Regions from separate parts of the Homo sapiens genome. Here region 1 is linked to region 2. A link is an interaction called in ENCODE POLR2A ChIA-PET data of the cell type or tissue named here. Cell type or tissue: endothelial cell of umbilical vein. All regions are shown on one strand. Links, peaks and the distances in the headings refer to the core of each region. The heading gives the core; the rest is flanking DNA.

Region 1 (11,090 bases), core at 1,164-9,163, 270 kb after region 2:
TTTTTTTTTTTTTTTTTTTTGAGGCAAAGTTTCGCTGTTGTTGCCCAGGCTGGAGTATGATGACGCAGTCTCAGCTCACTGCAACCTCTGTCTCCTGGGTTCAAACAATTTTCCTGCCCCAGCCTCCTGAGTAGCTGGGATTACAGGTGCTTCCCACCACGCCCGGCTAATATTTTGTATTTTTAGTAGAGGTGGGGTTTCACCCTGCTGGCCAAGCTGGTCTTGAACTCCTGACCTCAGGTGATCCACCTGCCTCAACCTCCCAAAATGCTGGGATTACAGGCATGAGGCTCTGCGCCCAGCCTGTCTTGGACTTTTCTAGCCTCCATGCCATCTATCAAAGTCTTCTAAGATCTCTGACTCCATTCAACTTACACATTTATACTCAAAAATCTAGATTGCCTTCTATGCATATGATGCCCTACCCAAGCCAGGACACAATAAATACCTCATGTAACCCAATAAATATCTCATAACAGTCCTGTAAGATGAAGACCATCACAATCCATCTTCTCAGCATTTTACAGGCTTTTTTTTTTTTTTTTTTTTTTGAGACTGAGTCTCACTCTGTTGCCAGGCTGGACTGCAGTGACTCAATCTCCACTCACCGCAACCTCTGCCTCCCGGGTTCAAACGATTCTCCTGCCTCAACCTCCCGAGTAGCTGGGACTACAGGTGCGCACCACCATGCCCAGCTAATTTTTGTATTTTTAGTAGAGATGGTGTTTCACCATGTTAGCCAGGATGGTCTCGATCTCTTGACCTCATGATCTGCCCACCTTGGCCTCCCAAAGTGCTGGGATTACAGGAGTGAGCCACCACACCTGGCCTTTACAGGCATTTTTTAAATGGAGCCTGGAGAGGTCTAGTACTTTGTCCAAGGTTATGCAGTAAGGGGAGGTGGGGCCAGGAAGTCATCTTGAGCAGTCTGACTCCATGGCCCACTATTCACTAGCACTGCCTCCCTAGATGCCCCCAAAATGCTTCTGGCCATAGACCTTTCCTTCTGCTTCTCATCCCTCTATGCTTCTTTACCTTCCATGCATGCATTCATTTGTCCATAATATCCCTGGCCACCTGCTGTATGCCAGGCACTGTGCTAGGCGAGGAGGATGCAAAGATTAAGAAGACAGTAGTCCCTGACAGCAGTCCCTGACTTTGAGAAGCTTACATTCCATAGAGAATGCACAGAGGTAAAGGACAACCCCATGCACAGGAGGTTCTACAATGTGAGCCTAGGATAGGGCCACCCACACACACTTGTATGCCTTTCTTGTTTTTCCTCCTCTGCTCAAAAAGTCTTCATTTAAGGCCCTGTGTTCATCATGATGGGAAAATCAGCTCAAGAAAACTTCAGGAGGATTCCTCCAGGTAAATTAAGTTACCCAAACAGACTAACATGCTAACAACTTTCAGATTTGGAATCTGCTCCTCTAGAGCCTACAGTTTGATGACTGTCATTTCATGTTGAAACAAGAACAAGAGGATTGCTTATGTTTGCTTCTCTCTGCAAGAATCTAGGTTGAAAACAAAATGAAAAGGAAATCTAATCTGAGGACACTTCTCAAGTAGAAGTCAGAGGAAAGAGCAATAAAGAAGAACTCAGAGGTCTTACCTGTTACCCTTAAATGTCTTCTTCCTGATCACAGTCCAAAGGACTCATGTTACTAATACCATTGTTCTGACAAAGCTAGCAAGGACAGTCTGCTGAGCAAGTATGCAGTCTTCTCTGTGATCTATTCTGTCTTCACAGGCAAGAGTGATTGCCCATGTTCCATCCCCCAACAAAGCATCAAAACCAACCACACAGACCTGGGTTCAAAGGCAGACTCTACCACTTACTGAGAGATCATCAGTGTCCTTATCTGGAGAATGGGAATCATCCCTAACAGGTGCAAAGACTCTAGCCTTGGGCATGATCAAATTCAAAGCCTTCTTGGGACACTCTCATAATCAGTCACTGCAGGCTTTCACCTGCACAACCATCTAGCTCAGCTCTTGTGCTAATATATCAGAGCCCTGGCCCCAACTGCCCAAGGGACTTGTAATTATTTTTGCAGCCGTAAGTCTGGCATCTAGTCCTGCAGATGGGTAGGGAGAACAGGTCCTATGACCTGGGAAGAGAGGGAGTTGAAAGCAACAGAGTATCCCAGCTGCAGTCACACAGGCTGGGGCTCAGATTACACTCCAGACAGGATGCAGAGCAAGAGTACAAGGAAATCCAGGCGAAAAGAAATGCTGCAAGTTGGAGGGAGGGAAGTGTCCAGGATGCCCCCAGAGACAGACTGAGTCCATAGTTAGATATCAACAAAGCAGCACCCAAAAAATGACTACAGAAAGAATTCCCTACTTCCCAAAAAACACTCAGAAAATCACATTGAGGGAAAAAAATCTGAACTATGTTGGACTGGCCTGAACTTTTGTATAGTTTAATATTGTTTTTAGTTTTAATACACAGAAGCCAGGTGAAGGTAGGGATTGGAAGACATCATATTCTTCTCCACGCTAGGTCCACTATGGTTCCTAATCCAGCCTGGCCTATTAAATACCAATGAGATTTAATGTATGTCTCTCTAGATTGAGGGTCAGAAACCCAAATGCCTACAGAAGTCAGGCAGATTAGATAAACGAGAAACTGTGCTAGGTGGGGGTGTAGGAGCTGGAACACAAATGCTCTATGGATGCAGGCAGTTGTTAATCAGTCAATTGCTGCCACAGAGAAGCATGGCCTGAGTTGCTGGATCAATTTACTTTTACATTCCCACATATTAATTCTAAAAATGATTTTTCCAACTGTCTTAGTCTATTTGAACTTCTATAATAAAATTCCATAAGAGGAGTGGTTAATAAACAACAGAAATTTATTTCCCCCAGTTCTTGAGGCTGTCAAGTCCAAGATCAAGGTACTGGCAGATTTGGTGTCTAGTGAGGGCCTGCTTCCTAGTTCATAAACTGCTTCCTTTTTGCTATAACCCTACAGGGAAGAAGGGGTGAGGGAGCTTTCTGGGGCCTCTTTCATAAGGGCGCTAATCCCATTCGCTACGGCTCTGTCCTCAAAACCTAATCACCTCCCCAAACCCCACCTTCTTATACTTCACATTGGTGATTAGGTTTTAACATATGAATTTGGGAGAACATAAACATTCAAATCATAACACCAACCTATTTTGGGGGTTTTTTGGGGGTTTTTTTTTTTTTTTTTTGAGACAGAGTCTCACTCTGTCACCCAGGTTGGAGTGCAGTGGTGCGATCTCAGCTCACTGTAGCCTCCACCTCCTGGGCTCAAGAAATTCTCCTGTGTCAGCCTCCCAAGTAGCTGGGATTGCAGCTGCCTACCACCAGGCCCTGCTAATTTTTGTATTTTTTTAACTAGAGATGGGGTTTCACCATGTTGGCCAGGCTGGTCTCCAACTCCTGACCTCAAGTGATCTGCTTGCCTCAGCCTCCCAAAGATAGCACCAACCTTTGTTCAATTTATAAAAGATGTTTGAAATTAAAGTCTGATTAATTTCTATTTTCATTATGGATTACTAATAATATCAGCTAACACTTCCATAAAACTTACATGGCAGGCAGCATTCTAAGTGCTTTATTCACGTTGACCCATTTAATCCTCACAACAGCCATTTGAGGCAAATCTATCATCATCCTCCTGTTGTAAATTAAGAAATTGGGAGTCTCTGAGCCTACTCTGGCTCAAGAGGCTGCCCAATAAGAAATAAGAAATTGTTTTTTAATATTTAAAAGAAAGTTAAAGAAAAAGAACAAACAAATTAAGAAATAGAAGCATAAAGTATCAAGCAAATTCTCCCAACTCACTCAGATAATTTGTGGCACAGCTGGAGCTACATGGACAACTAACCCTGGGTTCAAGATGAGTTTAACTTTGAGGCTTCCAGAAAAGACATGAGAGAGCCCTCCTGTAAATGGTGAATGGTTTTCTTTTACCAAAGTCTTTATAATAGCTCATTCCCCCAAAACCCTATAAATCAGAGAAGTCAACTCTGACCCCTTGTCTGTGTTAGTCAAAAAGTTTCATTGGAGCAGAACCATACCTACTCGTTTATGTGTCCTCTGAGGCTGGCTTTGGTGTATGGTCTCTACCATGAGTAGTCATAACAGAGACCATGTGGCTCCCAAAGCCCAATATGTTTATTATCTGGCCCTTTACAGAAATAGTTTGCAAACTGCTACTCTGAATTTAAAAAGATTTTTTAAAGTTCTTATACTTTATACTTAATTGTACTAGACTCAGATTAAGAAAAATATGTCCTTGAGGCCGGGCGTGGTGGCTCATTCCTGTAATCCCAGCACTTTGGAAGGGCGAGACAGGCGGATCACCTGAGGTCAGGAGTTTGAGATCAGCCTCACCAACATGGCAAAACCCCATCTCTACTAAAAATACAAAATTAGCCGTGTGTGGTGGCACACGCCTGTAATCACAGCCACTTGGGAGGCTGAGGCAGGAGAATCGCTTGAACCAGGGAGGTGGAGGTTGCAGTGAGCTGAGATCATGCCATTGCAGTCCAACCTGGGCAAAAGAGCGAGATTCCATCTCAAAAAAGTAAAGAAAAGAAAAAGATGTCCTTGAGGCCAGGTGTGGTGGCTCCCACCTGTAATCTCAGCACTTTAGGAGTCTGAGACAGGCGGATCACTTGAGGTCAGGAGTTTGAGACCGGCCTGGTGAACATGGCAAAACCCCATCTCTACTAAAAATACAAAAATTAGCTGGGTGTGGTGGCGGGCACCTGTAGTCTCAGCTACTTGGCAGGCTAAGGTGGAAGAATCACTTGAACCTGGAAGGCAGAGGTTGCAGTGGGCCGAGATTGAACCATTGCACTCCAGCCTGGGCAGCAGAGCGAGACTCCATCTCAAAAATAAGAAAAATATGTCTTTGAAACTTCAATTAAAAGTATCTCCTCCTAAAGTTGAATTCATAGAAGGAAGAAAGCTCTTAACTAGAAAGTTCCTTAAAAACACACAGATATGGCCAGGCGCGGTGGCTCACACCTGTAATCCCAACATTTTGGGAGGCTGAGGTGGGTGGATCACCTGAGGTCAAGAGTTCGAACCAGCCTGGCCAACATGAAGAAACACTGTATCTACTGAAAATACAAAAATTAGCTGGACGTGGTGGTGCGTGCCTGTAATCTCAGCTACTCGAGAGGCTGAGGCAGGAGAATCGCTTGAACCCAGGAGGCGGAGGTTGCAGTGAGCTGAGATCATACCATAGCACTCCAGCCTGGGCAACAGAGTGAGACTCTGTCTCAAAAAAAAAAAAAAAAAAAAACACAGATACATAAACTTTTATGGAAATTTTCAGTTTCTTCTATAAAAGCAGAAAAAGAAACAATTCAAACCACAATTCCATTTCTCCAATTATCAAAAATCTGCCAATCCTTTTTTTATCCAAAAAGACAACTTTTAGTGGTAAAAGCTGCTTTTTTGTGGCAACTGTTCTTGTTTCTATTTTATTTAAGGTTTTTTGAATAACTAGAACATACTAGAATTGTGTTTAAGAAGACTGAGAATACATCTTACATTTGTGACTAATGACCCTCTTAGACTGAAAATCAATGTTTAGGCAATAAGTGTAAATTTTACAGATTACAATAAAATAAAAACAAGTTAGTACACAGCTATAATTTGATGAAGTTAAGATGGTATTTTTAAACTGAAAGGTCAAGTTTCTTGTGGAAACAAATATGTGTTTCCAAGGATTGTCTCATTAGTAACTGGTGGAATCATTTATAAACAAATAAGACAAACAACCTTTCCAGGCCTCAATTCTTAAGATAAGATATAGAAAAAGGTCATTTTAAGACCCTAGGAAGTGTCACACCATCAGGACCTTTCTACAAATGAGTGTTTAAATATACTGATGATAAATACCTGAAGAAATTAAGTTGACCTTAAAGAAATTAAATTAAGTTGAATCATTGGATTTTGTCCTAAACTTTGCAGAATCAGAGATCATTTCGACTTTGCAGACTTCAAGCAGGGTATTTTTCTGCTCAACTGCAGTTGACATTTCTTGCATGGTAGGGGAAAAAATATCTAAACAAATGGAGGGATACACTGTGTTCATGGATTGGAAGTCACAATATGTTAAAATATCAGTTCTCCCTAAATTGATCTATAGATTCAATGCAATCACACTCAAAATTCCACCAGACATTTTTGCAGAAATTGACAAGCTGATTCTAAAGTATATAAGAAAAAGCAAAGGAAGTAGGATAGCCAAAACAATTTTGGAAAAGAATGTTAGCTGCCTCACACTACCTGATTTCAAGGTTTTGTTTGTTTTTTTTTTTTTTTTTTTTTTGAGACGGAGTCTTGCTCTGTCGCTCAGGCTGGAGTGCAGTGGCGCCATCTAGGCTCACTGCAAGCTCCGCCGCTCCCGGGTTCACGCCATTCTCCTGCCTCAGCCTCCTGAGTAGCTGGGACTACAGGCGCCCGCCACCACGCCCGGCTAATTTTTTGTGTGTTTTTAGTACAGACGGGGTTTCACCGTGTTAGCCAGGATGGTCTCGATCTCCTGACCTCTTGATCTGCCCGCCTCGGCCTGCCAAAGTGCTGGGATTACAAGCATGAGCCACTGCGCCCGGCCTTTTTTTTCTTTTTAATTTTTTTTAGAGACAGGATCTCGTTCTATCGCCCAGGCTGGAGTGAGTGGCATGATCGTAGCTCACTGCACCTGGGCTCCTGAGCTCAGGCGATCTTCCTGCCTCAGCCTCCTGTGTAGCTAGGACTACAGGCACACACAACCACACCTGGCTCTGATTTCAAGTCTTACTGTAAAGTTAACAATAATCAAGATATTAAAGAAGGCCAGGTGCGGTGGCTCACGCCTGTAATCCCAGAACTTTGGGAGGCTGAGGCAGGTAGATTACCTGAGGTCAGGAGTACAAGACCAGCCTAGCCAGCATGGTGAAACCCCGTCTCTACTAAAAAAAATACAAAAATTATTCGGGCATGGTGGTGTATGCCTGTAATCCCAGCTACTCAGGAGGCTGAGGCAGGAGAATTGCTTGAACCCGGGAGGTGGAGGTTGCAGTGAGCCAAGATCGTGCCATTGCACTCCAGCCTGGGTGGAAAGAGCGAAACTCCGTCTTAAAAAAAAAAAAAAAAAAAAAAGATAGTAAAGAATAACTGCTGCAAATCACTTGGGCTTAATCAGGTGGTAAAGATTTTTGTTTCCAGAGTAACTAAAATTTTAAAAACTAACAATATCAGCCAGGCGTGGTGGCTTACGCCTATAATCCCAGCACCTTGGGAGGCCGAGGCGGCGGGCAAATCACCTGGGGTCAGGAGTTCGAGACCAGCCTGGCCAACATGGTAAAACCCTGTGCATACTAAAAATACAAAAAGTAGCCGGGCATGGTGGCACATGCCTATAATCCCAGCTACTCAGGAGGCTGAGGCACTTAAACCCAGGAGGTTGCAGTGAGCCAAGATTGTGCCATTGCACTCCAGCCTGGGCGACAGAGCAAGACTCCGTCTCAAAAAATAAATAAATAAATAAATAAATAAATAAATAAATAAATATAAGAATACAAAAATTAGCCAGGCATGGTGGCACACACCTGTAATCCCAGCTACTCAGGAGGCTGAACCAGGAGAATCCCTTGAACCTGGGGGGCGGAGGCTGCAGTGAGCCAAGATCGCACCACTGCACTCCAGCCTGGGGGACAAAGAGAGACTCCGTCTCAAAAAAAAACTAACAATATCAAGTGTTGGTGAAGATGTGGAGCAGCCAGAGCAAAGTGGTGTGTAGTTAGAAAAATGAAATTAAGTCAAAGAAAAGACTTGGACAAGAGTGTTTATAGCAGATCTATTCGTAATAGATCCAAGTGTCCAGCAACGAGAGAGTGGATTAAAAAGTGTGATATGTTCATACGATGAGATAACAAACACTCAGCAATAAAAAGGAACAAACTACTGATACGCAGAACATTATGGATACATCTCAAAATCATCAGCTTGGTTGAAAGAACCCAGAAACAAAAGAGTATATTCTATATTATCCCATGTGTATAAAGTTTAGCAACAGGCATAACTAGTGACAGAAATCAGAACAATGGTTGCCTCTGCAAAAGGCAGGTATTGACCACCAAGGGACACGAAGGAACTGTCAAGGTGAGGGAAATGTTCTATACATATCTTGACTTGGGTGACAATCACATGAGTGTAATCATTTGTCCAAATTCGTTGACAAATTCACTTAAAATTGGTGCATTTTCCTGTATGTAAAATATATCTCATTTTTAAAACTTGTGTTTCCACATTGACCAGAAAGATCAACACATGATCTATCTCTTATTCATTGTGCTTTCATTTTTAGGACTAGTTGGCAGAAATCTAAGGCTTTAAACAGGTTGTCTATGATTCTAGTCAGAGCTACCAACCTCTTAACACAAGACGCTCCTTCTTTCATTCATTCTACAAACAGACCACAAAACAATCAAACACTGTTTCAATATATAATTTATACAATACATAATTTATGCACGAACATGGCACTCTTCTGGCTTTTTATATTCATTAGTTAATCTAAATTCTACTTTTTAAAAATATGCAGTACGGGCCGGGCGCTTTGGCTCACACTTGTCATCCCAGTACTTTGGGAGGCCGAGGCAGACGGATCACGAGGTCAGGAGATGGAGACCATCCTGGCTAACGTGGTGAAACCCTGTCTCTACTAAAAATACAAAAAATTAGCCGGGTGTGGTGGCGGGCGCCTGTAGTCCCAGCTACTCCGGAGGCTGAGGCAGGAGAATGGCGTGAACCCGGGAGGCGGAGCTTGCAGTGAGCAGAGATCGCGCCACTGCACTCCAGCCTGGGAGACAAAGTGAGACTCCGTCTCAAAAAAAAAAAAAAAAAAAAAAAATGCAGTACGGCCAGGCATGGTGGCTCATGCCTGTAAGGCAGGAGGATCACCTGAGACCAGGAATTCAAGGCCAGCCTTATGAACAGAGCAAGACCCCATCTCTACAAAAATTTTAAAAATAAAAATAAAAAAATTGCCGGGCATGGTGGTGTGCACCTGTAGTCCCAGCTACTCACAAGGCTGAGGCAGGAGGATTGCTCGTACCCAGGAGTTTGAGGCTGCAATGAGCCGTGATGGCACCATTGTACCCCAGCCTAGGTGACAGAGCAAGACCTTGCCTTAAGAAAAAAAAAAAAATTGGGGTAGGAATATTTAACACATGAGAATCAAGGTTCAGAAAGATCAAGGAACTTCCCCAAGATAACATAACTAAGGAGTGATGTCATGAAGACTCAAACCCAGATCCTAAGCACACACCCTTTCCTCTCCCCAGTAAATACTCTTACAACGCACACTTGTGTGTGTGTGTGTGTGTGTATGAAATATTCAAATTGCTAATTGTAGATTTTCCATTCTTTTATCATGAATCTGTGATAACAGTTTTTTTGTGATATTTAAAAATAAATAATCAAAGCCTTTATAAAGGTCTGGAGCACATGGAAAGTTTGAAACCATAGCCTGATTCACCATACCTGGCTCTCATTCTCAAACCCCTGTTTGCTTTGAATTCTAGGGGCTGGAATACTGACAGTAAAAGAAGGAAACATTTGTAGTGCTTGCCAAAGGGTAAAGGGGGAGTTTCTCTTGCTTTGTTTAGGTGTAAAACATAATCCTCTATTATCCTGCACACCGAAGTATTGCCAGCGTCTTTAGAAGGGAGGTAGACATACTGTTTGCATTTTCAAATTTTAAAATTGAGGTAGTGGCTCATGCCTGTAATCCCAGCACTTTGGGAGGCTAAGGTGGGTGGATCACCTGAGATCAGGAGTTCGAGACCAGCCTGACCAACATGGTGAAACCCCATCTCTACTAAAAATACAAAAATGAGCTGGGCGTGATGGCAGGTGCCTGTAATCCCAGCTACTTGGGAGGCTGAGGCAGGAAAATCACTTGAACCCAGGAATTGGAGGTTGCAGTGAGCCGAGACCACACCATTACACTCCAGCCTGAACAACAAGAGCAAAACTTCATCTCAAAAAATGAAATAAAATAAAATAAAATTGAAAGCAATTAGCAGGAAAAGAGAAATGAGCTTCCTCATCTGCAACCACTGGCTGCTCTTCCAAGCCATGGTCCTTAGAATATGGTTCCTTACTGAATTTTTTGTTCTCATTAGTGGTTTTTAACAGTGAATTTCTAACTACCCAAGTCTATACCAAAGCCATAATTATTTAATTCTGATCTGTTAGAAACTTTCTAAGAATCCACCCAAAAATGCCAGAAAAATTCAAATGACTCTCGTGTATATAGTGAGATTAGTATTCCACAGAAATGCCTCATTAATGTCAAAATAATTCACTTAAATCTTATCCTAGCAAAGCATAAAACAGCTATGAAAAAGAATAATATCGTGTAGATACCAAGACAGAAACAAGCTGAATAGCTGGTAATGTTTATAGACGAGCAATCAATTAACTGATGAAGAAAAAGAAAAAAAATCACTATTGAAAAAGCAGGCTTCTAGTCTACTTCCATAATACTAATGCTCTAAAAGTCATTTTGCATCATCCACAGAAAGCTCCCACATATCTGGCCAACAAAATTGGAAGTTGGTTTCCAATCTGTTTTCAAGTCCTAATCCTAGTTTCCCTAAAAAATAGTTTGCACTTTAAAGAGCCCAGGACAATAATTCCCCTGGAGACAATTTACTTTTGTGGCTGGCTTGTCATTCTACATATAAACCATCTTAGGCATCAGCTATAAGCTAAAAAATCTCATTCCTCTCCTTGGCTCTTGGAGCATGGAAATAATAAAAGTGTTTCCCCAGATCTTACACCCTTCTGAGTTCCAAGCAGCAGTGAATATGATTCCCAGGATTGTAAATAGTCTTATAAATCTTGCCTTCCCTGACAGGTTTAACTTTTCATTTTTCTTAAATATTAGCAATAAAAGTACTGTGTGTAAATATCCTTAAGATTTGGGCAAAGCTATCACAGGATTCAAAATACCCAGTGCCTATAAACACACGGCTTTTCATACAGCTAACAGTGGAGAAACAATTCCAGGAGTGTGCCAGGAATAGAGAGGAAAGATTCTAAAT
Region 2 (11,090 bases), core at 1,056-9,055:
TGTTCTAAAGAGTTGTGATATATGATACTACGGAACTATAATATATTCCAGTTTCTACAATTTCAGTTCTTTTCAGATTTGGTGTTTATAAAATAACCTAGTAAAGAAGTGGTAGGAGAAAGTGAAATTTTACACAGTGGATTATGTGAAACACAAACTAATGAAACCAGCCAAAGTTTCTGAGTTCTTTTTTTTTCCCAGCCTTCCCCCAGCCAAATGAGTTTTTAATTCATATAGGATTTTTAAAAATCATTTATTTAATTCTCCTATATTTTAGAATAATAGCGTTCCTAGGTTAGTAGTTTTCAGACTTTAAGTTTTCAGGACAGCAAAATTTCCCAAGGCAGTAGAAAGAGCTAACATAGAGTTGCCAAACTGTTAATTTTGCCAATAACAACAATAACAAAAAGCTACCATTGCCATCATTTCAGACAGGAAAGGATATTTCCACACCAAAAATGTAGGAAGTTCATAATGTCAGAATACAAAAGAGCTCTTCCCAAGAAATACAATTTGTTAACCGTAGATAATTTTAAAGGATATACTTATAGTTTTATATACATTTAGAAACATTTATAACATTAAAATTTATTTTATACTACAACAAATATTATGTTCCCTTGGTACAATTTTTTTTTAATTTGATAGCACTATATGTATTTCATACTCTGGTATTTGATAGCACCCATGATGAAGGGCTCTAAGGTGTCATTTGTTTTGGTGTTATATTTTTATCAGTGCCATCATGAAAAATTCTGTTTTACAGATATGAGCAAAAATAAAAACAATAGTCTTAATAGTGTTTTGTTTTTTGTTTTTGAGATGGAGTTTCACTCTTGTTGCCCAGTCTGGAGTGATGGTACGATTTGGACTCACTGCAAACTCTGCCTCCTGGGTTCAAGCGATTCTCCTGCCTCAGCCTCCAGAGTAGGTGGATTACAGGTGCCCGCCACCATGCCCAGCTAATTTTTTGTATTTTTAGTAGAGGCGGGGTTCCGCTATGTTGGTCAGGCTGGTGTCAACCTCTTTAGCTTGGGTGACTCATCCACCTCGGCCTCCCAAATATGCTGGGATTACAAGCATGAGCCACCATGCCCGGCCTAATGCCGTTTCAATTATTCTGACATAGTCTAGGCAAATCAATATGCTCAGGAACAGTAGCTCCCACATTCTCAAGTCCTTCCTTTTACCTTGCTTACAATGGGCAGGTAGAAAGGCCGGTTGAGCCAGGCCAGGTGGGTGGCTGGGACTCCGCAGGAAGTAAGCTCAGGACTCTCCTCAGTTATTGCCCCTCACTTTCAGGGCAGAACCATATGGTCTCCTTGCCTTACAGAGAGAAGCTGGGAATTTTTACAATAGGTGTTCTGTGGGCCAGTAAAAACTCTGGCCCTTCCCGGCATTTGGGAACCATTGAAATGGGTCCTTTAGTCTTTGAATTCCTGAATTTTGTGTAATCCAGAGGAGCCTGAGACTCTGCGTGGCTATGGGTTGAATCCACAGCCATCAAAAAGCACCTTCCCACTGGTAAGTTAAACACAGTACAAAAAGCACTGGTTCTAGGGACAGAAAAGTTGTGTTCAAGTCTCTATTTAACATAGACAGTTGACTCTTGAACAATGTGGAAGTTAGGGGTGTTGACCCTTCCAGGAGTTGAAAATCCAAGTATAACTTTTGACTCCCCACCAAAACTTAATTATTGATAGCCTGCTGTTAACCAGAAGCCTTACTGTTAACATAAATAGTCAATTAACACATATTTTGTATATGTATTATATATTGTATTCTTACAAATAAAGTAAGCTAGAGAAAAGAAAATGTTATTAAGAAAATCATAAGGATGAGAAAATATATTTACTACTCATTAAGTGGATAATCACAAAGGTCTCATCCTCATCATCTTCACATTGAATAGGATGAAGAAGAGGAGGAAGAGAAGGGGTTGGTCTTGCTGTTTCAGGGGCAGCAGAGGTGGAAGAAAATCTGAGTTTAAGTAGACTCACACAGTTCAAACCCATATTGTTTAAGAGTTAACTGTACTTGATTTCATAATGTTTTCTAATGTTTTTCTCATGTTCAGATGGGGGTTGTGGGGAGGAAGACCACACAGATAAAGTGCAGTCAAGAATTCTTGATAGAATTTGGGAGGCCGAGGCGGGTGGATCACGAGGTCAGGAGATTGAGACCATCCTGGCAAACACAGTGAAACACCGTCTCTACTAAAAATACAAAAAATTAGCCAGATGCAGTGGTGGGAGCCTGTAGTCCCAGCTACTCAGGAGGCTGAGACAGGGGAATGGCATGAACCTGGGAGGCGGAGGTTGCAATGAGCGGAGATCGCTCCACTGTACTCCAGCCTGGGCGACAGAGCGAGACTCCATCTCAAAAAGAAATAAAAAATAAAAAAGAATTCTTGATAGAATTCTCATCATATTCTATCAAGGTTACATAGTATCAATAGAACATCACTATTGATATCAACCTTGCTCAACTGGTTGAAATAGTGTTTGTCACATTTCTTCATTGTGAAGTTACTTTTCCCTCTTTCCACACTACTCTTCAGAAGGAAGTCACTTAAAGAATGGGAAGCTATGTTCCACCTCCTTCAGGGTACAGTACCCTCATAAATTGTTTGAAATTCATTTACATGGAAGATTTGTCTATTCTCCTCCATCTATTTATTTATTTGACAATTTATTTATATCAATATGTTGTCATTAGTTTTCATTTCAACTGTTCTAATATGTGTATAGTAATGGTCTTAATTTGCATTTCCCTTAATGGCTAGTGATATTGAACATATCTTCAAATGCTTGTTTGCCATCTTTGTATCCTCTCTGGTGAACTCTCTGGATGTCTTTTGCCAACTTTCAACTAGATTCTTTTTAATGTTGAGGTTCAGAGTTCTTTATATATTCCAGATACTAGTCCTTTGTCAGATGTGTGATTTGCAAATATTTCTCCCAGTCTTTAGCTTGTCTTTTTATCTTCAACAGGGTCTTTTGCAGAGTAAAACTTTTAAATTTTTGATAAAGTCCAATTTATTATTTTTCTAACGGTTTGTGCTTTTGGTATCACATTCAAGAACACTTTACCAAGCCCAAGGTCCCAAAGACTCTTCTATGTTATCTTCCAAAAGCTTCATAGTTTTGCATTTTACATTTACCTCTATAATTCATAATCAGTTAATTTTTGTATAAGGTATGAGATTTAGATGAAGATTTATTTTTGTCTATGAATATCTAATGAGCCAAGAATAATTTTAAGGAAGTGATATCAATGGAAATGAACTCTAAACCAGATGGGAAGAAAATGAAGATGGGGCCAGGTGTAATGGCTCATGCTTGTAATCCTAGCACTTTGGGAGGCCAAGTCGGGGGGATCCCTCAAGCCCAGAAGTTCAAGACCAACCTGGGCATCAAAGTGAGACCCCATCTATACAAAACAAAAAATTAGCCTAGTGTGATGGTGCAGAGTACTGTGGTCCCAGCTACTCTGGAGGCTGAGGTGGGAGGATCCGAGGCAGAGGCTGCAGTGAGCTGTGATCATGCCACCACATTCCAGCCTAGGCAACAGAGGGAGACCCTGCCTCCAAAAAATAAATAATAAGTAAAGATAGAAGGCTAACAGATAATTCTTAAGTGTCAGAGTCCATGCTTAAGGTAAAATAAATGTAGCTACGGGCTGGGCTTGGTGGCTCATGCCTGTAATCCCAGCACTTTGGGAGGCCAAGGTGGGTGGATCACCTGAGGTCAGGAGTTCGAGACCAGCCTGGCCAACATGGGAAAACCCCATCTCTACTGAAAATACAAAAACTAGCCAGGCATGGTGGTGCGCACCTGTAATCCCAGCTACTAAGGAGGCTGAGGCAGGAGAATCGCTTGAACCAGGGAGGCGGAGGTTGCAGTGAGCCGAGATTGCACCACTGCACTCCAGCCTGGGTGACAGAGCGAGACTCCATCTCAAAAAAAAAAAAAAAAAAAAAAGTAACTACAAAGCCAGTCAGCCAAAGACTAAGAAATAGATAGTAGTTGGAAATTTCAGAAAGAAAGCAGGTACTGGTGGTGTAAATAAAAAGCCCAGTAGTGGCCAAGGGGGTGACTGGCTGAGATGAGGTGGAGTGGGGTAAAGAAGTTAAGGAACTGAGATATCAGGGTGTAGAGAGGCAGCCTGTGAAAGCTGAGGTCAGAGAATGATGCAGGAGTGGGTGGAGAGAAAGCACATTGGTCAGGGGCTCAAGTGTTTTTGAATGAGCAGGAATGAGCGGAGGTCAAGGAGATGACTGGTCCAAGATGGGGGGAAAGGAGCAAGAGGAGACAGTGTCAGGAGGGAGGGAGAGAAATGCTTTGCAGTCAACAGTGAGGAGCCAGGGGGATGCTTTTTCTACTTCTTGGCCTTAGGGTGCAAGGGGGATGAGAAAGAAAAAACAAAACAAAACAAAAAACTATCCTGTCCTTGAAGAGGCAGTGGGGAAGGAAATGGCCTCAGAAGTCTTCCAATGTCCGTTAGAGCAAACAGGTGAAAGGAATATTTGGAGAAAATGCTGCATGAGATGATCCCAGGACAAGAGGCAGGAGGGCAGTTTCAGGAACTCAGAAATACCAGGAATAGGAAGAAGGCTTTGAGTCACACTGGAGAGCAGAGCCCAAGTGACAGAGCTGCCCTTGGTTATCATGAAATTCTGAGGGATACGTCGTTGTTAGACTGGGCCTGAAAGTCAAGAGTGGAAGTTCTAAGAGTCCTCAGAGAAAAAGAGGGTGAGCTGATGTTCAGGCCTCTAACTGAGATAATTATGTGAAAGCACTTTGCTTATTTATTTATTTGTTTATTTGTTTTGAGACAGGGTCTCGCTCTGTTGCCCAGGCTGGATTGCAGTGGCATGATCTCGGCTCACTGCAGCCTCCGGCTCCCCAGTTCCAGTGATTATCCTGCCTCAGCCTCCCAAGCAGCTGGGATTACAGGCATGCGCCACCACACAGCTAATTTTTTGTATTTTTAGTAGAGATTGGGTTTCACTACGTTGGCCAGGCTGGCCTCAAACTCCTGACCTCAGGCGATCTGCCTATCTCAACCTCCCAAAGTGCTAGGATTATAGGCCTGAGCCACTCCACTGCCTAAGCACTTCATTTATAAAGCTGTGTCTTAAAAAGCTGGAAATCACTAGCTATTGTTAGGTGGTGAAAGGCATTACACAAAGCAAATTAATATGTTTGATACTTGTTGTCCAGAAATTATATATTTATGATTATATCTACACACACGATAATATTAAAAAATATCCATTGTTGCTGGGAGCAGTGGCTCACTGCTATAGTCCCAGCTATTCTGGAGGCTGAGGATGGAGAATTGCTTGAGTCCCGGAGTTGGAGGTTACAGTGAGCTATGATCATGTCACTGCACTCCAGTTGGGGTGACAGAACAAGACCCTGTCTCTAAAAAATAAAAATAAAAAAATCCATTGGCCTAGACATAACAATTTCATGGTTAGTTATATAGACAAATATATAAATACACACATACACGTTAGCCAAAAATGGTAAGTTCAAGCAGCTGTAAAATAAAATGCAATCGGACATTTTACAGCTTGTATTTTAAGGTCCTGGCTCAGTTCAATCTGTCTTCTCACTGGTTCCTGCTTCTCTCTTCTTTGTTCTACTTCTATTTCTCACCATGTTTTGACAGGTGAGGTTGTTCATGCAAAGGGATCCAACAAAAATACAGGAATGCCACCTTTGCCTCCTCAACCAGGACAGAGCAACCCTCCCTTTCCTCCTTGCAACAAAGCAGGCAAAACACACATTCTCCTACCGCCCCACCATGAAGCTGAGGCACGAATGGCAGTGATGCTATTGTTTTGCTTGCAGGGAGGGAATTTTCATGCAATCAATAAGTCACCTGCCCTCTTTGCCCAGGATCAGCTCTCCACCCAAACCCCTGTGAGCTTCAGTGGTAGAATACTTCAAGCTTCAGCCAGCACAAACATGTCACAGCAAGAGGGACAGCGATTGTATTTGCACACACAATTTGTTTAAGTACAGGCTTTATTTGATCCTTAAAAAAAAAGAACAGCTTTGGTATTACATTACAACCAAAGGAATTTAGCCTTTAACCTGCAGTTTCCCTATTCTCAGTGATATAAAACCTTTTTCTGATAAGAGGTGAGGCCCAGTGAAATTTTATTCTTTTCCCTCTTTCCCGGAGGTGAGGTAATGAACTAACAACTTAATTAGACCCTGTTTTATACCAACTAAAATAATAGAAGGGAGTCTTTGGTAACATGGCAAAAAAAAAAAAAAACAAAAAAAAAACCCCAGGAACATCAGGCATCATAATACAGAGAATATATGATTAGAATTAATCAGGATATGGAAAGATATGTTTATCCTGTAGATACTTCACCCTGAAGCCATACCATTTTTATTTCCCCTCCATTGGGCATAATGGAAGGGACTTGAACCCTCTGCAATGGACTGAATATGCATTCCCCTGAAATTCATATGTTGGAGTTCTAATTCCCAAGGTGATGATATTAGGAATGGGGCCTCTGGGAGGTCGTTAGAGTTAGATGAAGTCCGGAGGGTGGAACCTTCATCATGGGATTAGTGCCCCATATAACAGGCCTCAGAGAGATCCCCTGCTTCTTCTAGCATGTGAGGTTACAGTGAGAAAACGACTGGCTATGAGGAAGCAGGCCCTCACCAGACACTAAATCTGTCAATACCTTAATTTTGGACTTCCCAGCCTCCAGAACTGTGAGAAATAAATTTCTGTGTTTATAATCTACCCAGTCTATGGCATTTTGTGATAACAGCCTGAAGGGACTATGACATTATTCCCCACTGCCCAGCTCCACTGAGAGCTTGAGAGCTAGGACTCTAGAGGACACCCGAGAGAGAGAGGCTGGCTGGAGAACAAAGGGAGATAGGCTTTTTTTTTTTTTTTTTTTTTTTTTTAACAAAGGCCTTCTTGTTGCTCACAAAGGAGGAGGATTCTCATAGACTAATTTCCACCAATGGAAAAAAATAAGAGCAGCTTTGCCCCATCCTCTGAACCCAGTGTCTCTCCAATCATCACACAGCAAGGTTTTTTGTTTTTGTTTTTGTTTTTCAGGTAATGGTCTGTGTATTTGTTTTCTATGCTGTGTGACAAACTACCACACGCTTAACAGCTTAAAGCAACACATGCTTATTATCTCACATGCTCTTTGAGTCAGGAGCCTGAACACAGCTCTGCTGGGTTCTGTCCTTAGGGTCTCACCTGGTGGCAATCAAGGTGTTGGTCAAGGTTGGGTTCTCATCAGAGGCTTGACCAGGTAAAGATCTCTGTGCATACTCCCTCAGGTTGTTGAATTTATTTCTTTGCCATTGTAGGGTTCATGGCAACTCAATTCTTCAAAGTCAGCAACAGAGAGAGAAAGAGAGAGAGAGAGAGAGACTCTACCTGGGTCTACTAAGAAAACAGAGTTCTACATGAACAAACATGATCTTGGGAATGACACCCCATTACCTTTGCCATATTCCACTGGTTACAGGCAAGTCACAGGTCCTGCCTACACTCAAGAGGGCAGAAACTTCAGGAGATAGAGATCCTGGGTACCACCATAAAGTCCATCTGTGTCTCTCTAGTCTAGAAATTTAAGGGTATAGCCAAGGAGTTCTAGAAGCAACATTTGTAGAAGAATCATAAAACGAGGGTAGATATTTTAAGTCTACACACATATTCACACACCCTAACCTACAAATAAAATAAAGGTAGGAGTTTTTCTTGGTGGTCAATGGCATGAGATATTGTAGTCATGCAGTGTGGCTTTGCATCTCTGATCTATAATTTATTGGTTGCTTAACTTTACTAAGCCTCAGTTCCCATCTTTAAAATGGGAATCATGGTACTTATCTTTGAAGCTGTTATGAAAATTAAATTAGATAAAGTAGACAAAACACTTAGCACAATGTCTGGCATAAAAGTGCTCAAAAAATGATTGCTATTGTATCCGGGTAAGATCCTGAGGTGCCTCAAACAAAGTAGAATTTTATTTTTTTAGTTTTATATACTTAATTAACTAACTAATTTTTGGAGACAAGATCTCCAAAAGTCACTCAAGCTGGAGAGCAGTAGTGCGATTATGGCTCACTGCAGCCTGTAGCTCCTGGGCTCAAGCTATCTTCCCACCTCAGCCTCCTGCATAGCTGAGACTACAGGCATGTACCACCATGCTAACTTTTTTTTTTTTAGTAGAGCTGGGGTCTCAATATGTTGCCCAGGCTGGTCTCAAACTCCTCGGCTCAACCCATACTCTCACCTTGGCCTCCCAAAGTGCTGAGATTACAGGGGTGAGTTACTGCACCCAGCCCAAGGTATGATGTTCTCTAGACACAGATAACTTAATCTTCAAGGTTGGGTTCCTTCTGAGATCTAAGAGGTTTGACACCATTTTGGCTCCATGCTTCCCTCAAAACCATGGTCTTTTTAACCTCCTGAGTGGCTCTACCAGGATCTCAGCCTACCTTTTCCTGTATCTTCATCAATGGAACCGGTAAACTTTTGCAATGCTGAGTTCAAAGTCCCTGCAGACCTTCACACTTCATAACTGGAATGCCCTGGAGGAGGCTGGCCTCTTTCCTACCCACCTATGCCTCCACCCATCCTGTCCTTAGGCAGACACCTACGGGTCCTAGCTGACTGTCTTAGCACAAGCTTCCTATATGCTAGACCTGCTTAGACCTTGGAACCTGGCTCCTGAGATGGATTCACTCAATTATTCACTCACTAAACACCTAGGTGACACTTACCAAGTGCCAGACACAGAGCTAGTTTGAAAGAGAGAGAAGAGTGATGAAGACAGAACCCTCTCTTCAAGCAGGCCATTGGCCAATGGAGAGGCAGACACACACCAACAGAGTAAAGCCAACACTTGACTTTGGACAGGAATATATCGGACATCTTACACCAATCCCTCAGCCTGTGAAAATGCAATGATCAGCCGGGCCCCTTGCTTTCTCCCATGTCTCAGTTCCATCAAGATTCATGCTTTCTGTACGGTCTCACACCACTTGTGCATTTCCAACTTCTACTACAGTTTTATGCCTCACGTGATAAGCAGTTTTTGTGCTAGCTGTTTAGTAAATGTTTAGTACTTACTAAAACATTTCATACACCATGTTTTCCTTTCTCCGCAGAACGTGTGTGATGGACTTATGGACTCATTCACTGCATCGATCTTGGGCACTGCCCAGCTTCATGTTCCACTCTCCCGTTTATCCCAAATTGCTGAGGATTTCCTAAGAACCATCACTTTCCAGAGCTCATTATTTTCTGTTATTTGCCTCAGCAGCACAAGCTGTTTTCACAAAGAAATAAAGGGTCTTCTATTCCAGAAGAGTTCTTCTATGCATGTAGGTGAGCAGACAGTGCAGAGCCATGCTGAGGTGTGTGTGCCTTGCTGTCACTGTCTCTCCTCCGGGAGGAACACTAGGCTCCTGTACACCAGGCTTCCCACAGCCCAGGAGGAACACATCCACGCCTTGCCAGTCATTTGCATCTTAGTAAGACTAAAACTAATAAAACTAACAATAAAACTTAAAATAGATTGAAGGATTACAGTATGCCAAGCATATATGTATTGTGTTATTTGGCCCTCACAGTCACCTTTTGAGCTAGGCACCAGTACCAGCTTTAAGAGCTCAGGAAGCTGAGGTGTCAAGATTTTAAGTCATTTGCTCAAGGTCACACAGCTAGGAAGTGTAGTGGGAGAGTCAGTCCCCCATTTGTCCAATGCAGTGCTGTCGCCCAAGTGTGAAGAGGGATGTGCGGGTCTGAGAACAAAGTTAGCCTGCTTAGTACTTTGTCCAAGGTCAGCCCTGGCTCCAAGCCCAAGAAACAAGGCAGGATCAGCAGCCACAAAGTCCAACAGTCAGCCAGGCTCCCATACTGCAGGGGTCTCTATCACAGCCCAGCTCTGGATATGGGCAAATGAAAGCTAGCAGCAGAGTACCCAGGCTACCTCTGCACAGGGAGTGACTGCGGAACTTCAAGAACAAAAGAGAGGCAAAAGATGTGGGGTGGCCTGTCTGGGAGGGACTAGGGAACAGGGACACCTTGCAGATAACTCTCAGGACTGAGGAGTAAATATCTTTTATTAAACAAAGCTTATAATTCTGACTCTAAGCCTGGCGTTCCTAACAATGGCAGGGACTGATGGCTGTGAAAGGCACTAATCAGACACAGTAGATTCGTGTTTACACTGGGAAGGGCCGCTGATCCCGCATAGGCCTTTGAAGCCACCCGTGCTCACACAGATTGTAATGCACTATGAAGTCATGTCTTCAAATAAAAGGGAGGAGTTGAAATAGACCTGTCTAGCCAGTTATTTCTCTAAGGCACTTCAAAGAAACATTTTCTTTGATCGTTTTGACTTTCCATCTATAAGAAATGTGAACATATTACTCATAGAAATTGCTGAGAGACCTCAGGCTGATGGGGGCTTCAGTTTGACCCATCGCCAGTGAAATGGGAAGGATAAGGTAGGGAAGGGCACACTGGTTCTTAAAACTTCCACCAGGAAGTGACACACATCCCCCACTCCCTCACATTTCACTGGCCAAAGCAAGTCACCTGGCTTATCTAACTTCAAGGGGAGCAGAGAAACACCATCCCACCACATGCTGAGAGGGAGGGTGGGCAGATACTCATGACCCCCAGTAAACAGCACTGATGACTAACACAAAGGCCAAGTGATAAGGAGGTTGTTTTTAGGAGGTCAAATGAAGGAGTATATTCTTCAAGAAAATAAGGCACTGATGAGCTTTGTTACATCTCCACAGTAATTTCTAAAATGGAATTTCCCCATGAAGGCCTTTAATATGAGCATTACAATTGTTTAAGAAAACAAAGTGTCCTGATTTGACTAAATTATCAAGGAAAAATGTGGAAATTACAAAACTGGGACCAAAGCAATTTTCCCATGTGTAACTGGAGGATGAAACAATCCGTCTCTCATTCTGGATTGTTGGTGGGAAAATCCACTATAGGACTCTACAAAGGAAAACTACCAAAACTTGGATGGCACCTTAAACCTTTTCTCCCTGGAACTTGCC

The links. ChIA-PET counts read pairs that join two places held together with the same protein. Peaks named below come from ENCODE experiments on the same cell type or tissue, not always from the same donor. Only the 100,000 strongest peaks of a DNase experiment are listed, where the experiment ranks them.
Region 1: POLR2A ChIA-PET joins it to region 2 with 7 read pairs; 4 of 35 experiments call an interaction of 5 or more read pairs at or near these places.

The regions. Positions count from the first base shown.
Region 1 is chr12:93,278,082-93,289,171 of GRCh38, forward strand. All of the region lies in intron 2 of LOC643339 (a long non-coding RNA gene), which reads right to left. Among named protein-coding and RNA genes, the nearest start is that of NUDT4, 94 kb to the right of the region's middle. In endothelial cell of umbilical vein, for the core only: no CTCF peak of the experiment used is centred there; a DNase peak (open chromatin) is centred at 2,160.
Region 2 is chr12:93,010,238-93,021,327 of GRCh38, forward strand. LINC02413 (long intergenic non-protein coding RNA 2413) reads left to right here. Exons shown (of 4, transcript XR_945212.3): 4 at 9,174-9,370. All of the region lies in intron 3 of LOC643339 (a long non-coding RNA gene), which reads right to left. Among named protein-coding and RNA genes, the nearest start is that of LINC02413, 25 kb to the left of the region's middle. In endothelial cell of umbilical vein, for the core only: no CTCF peak of the experiment used is centred there; DNase peaks (open chromatin) are centred at 5,864 and 6,754; H3K27ac peaks cover 2,487 bases.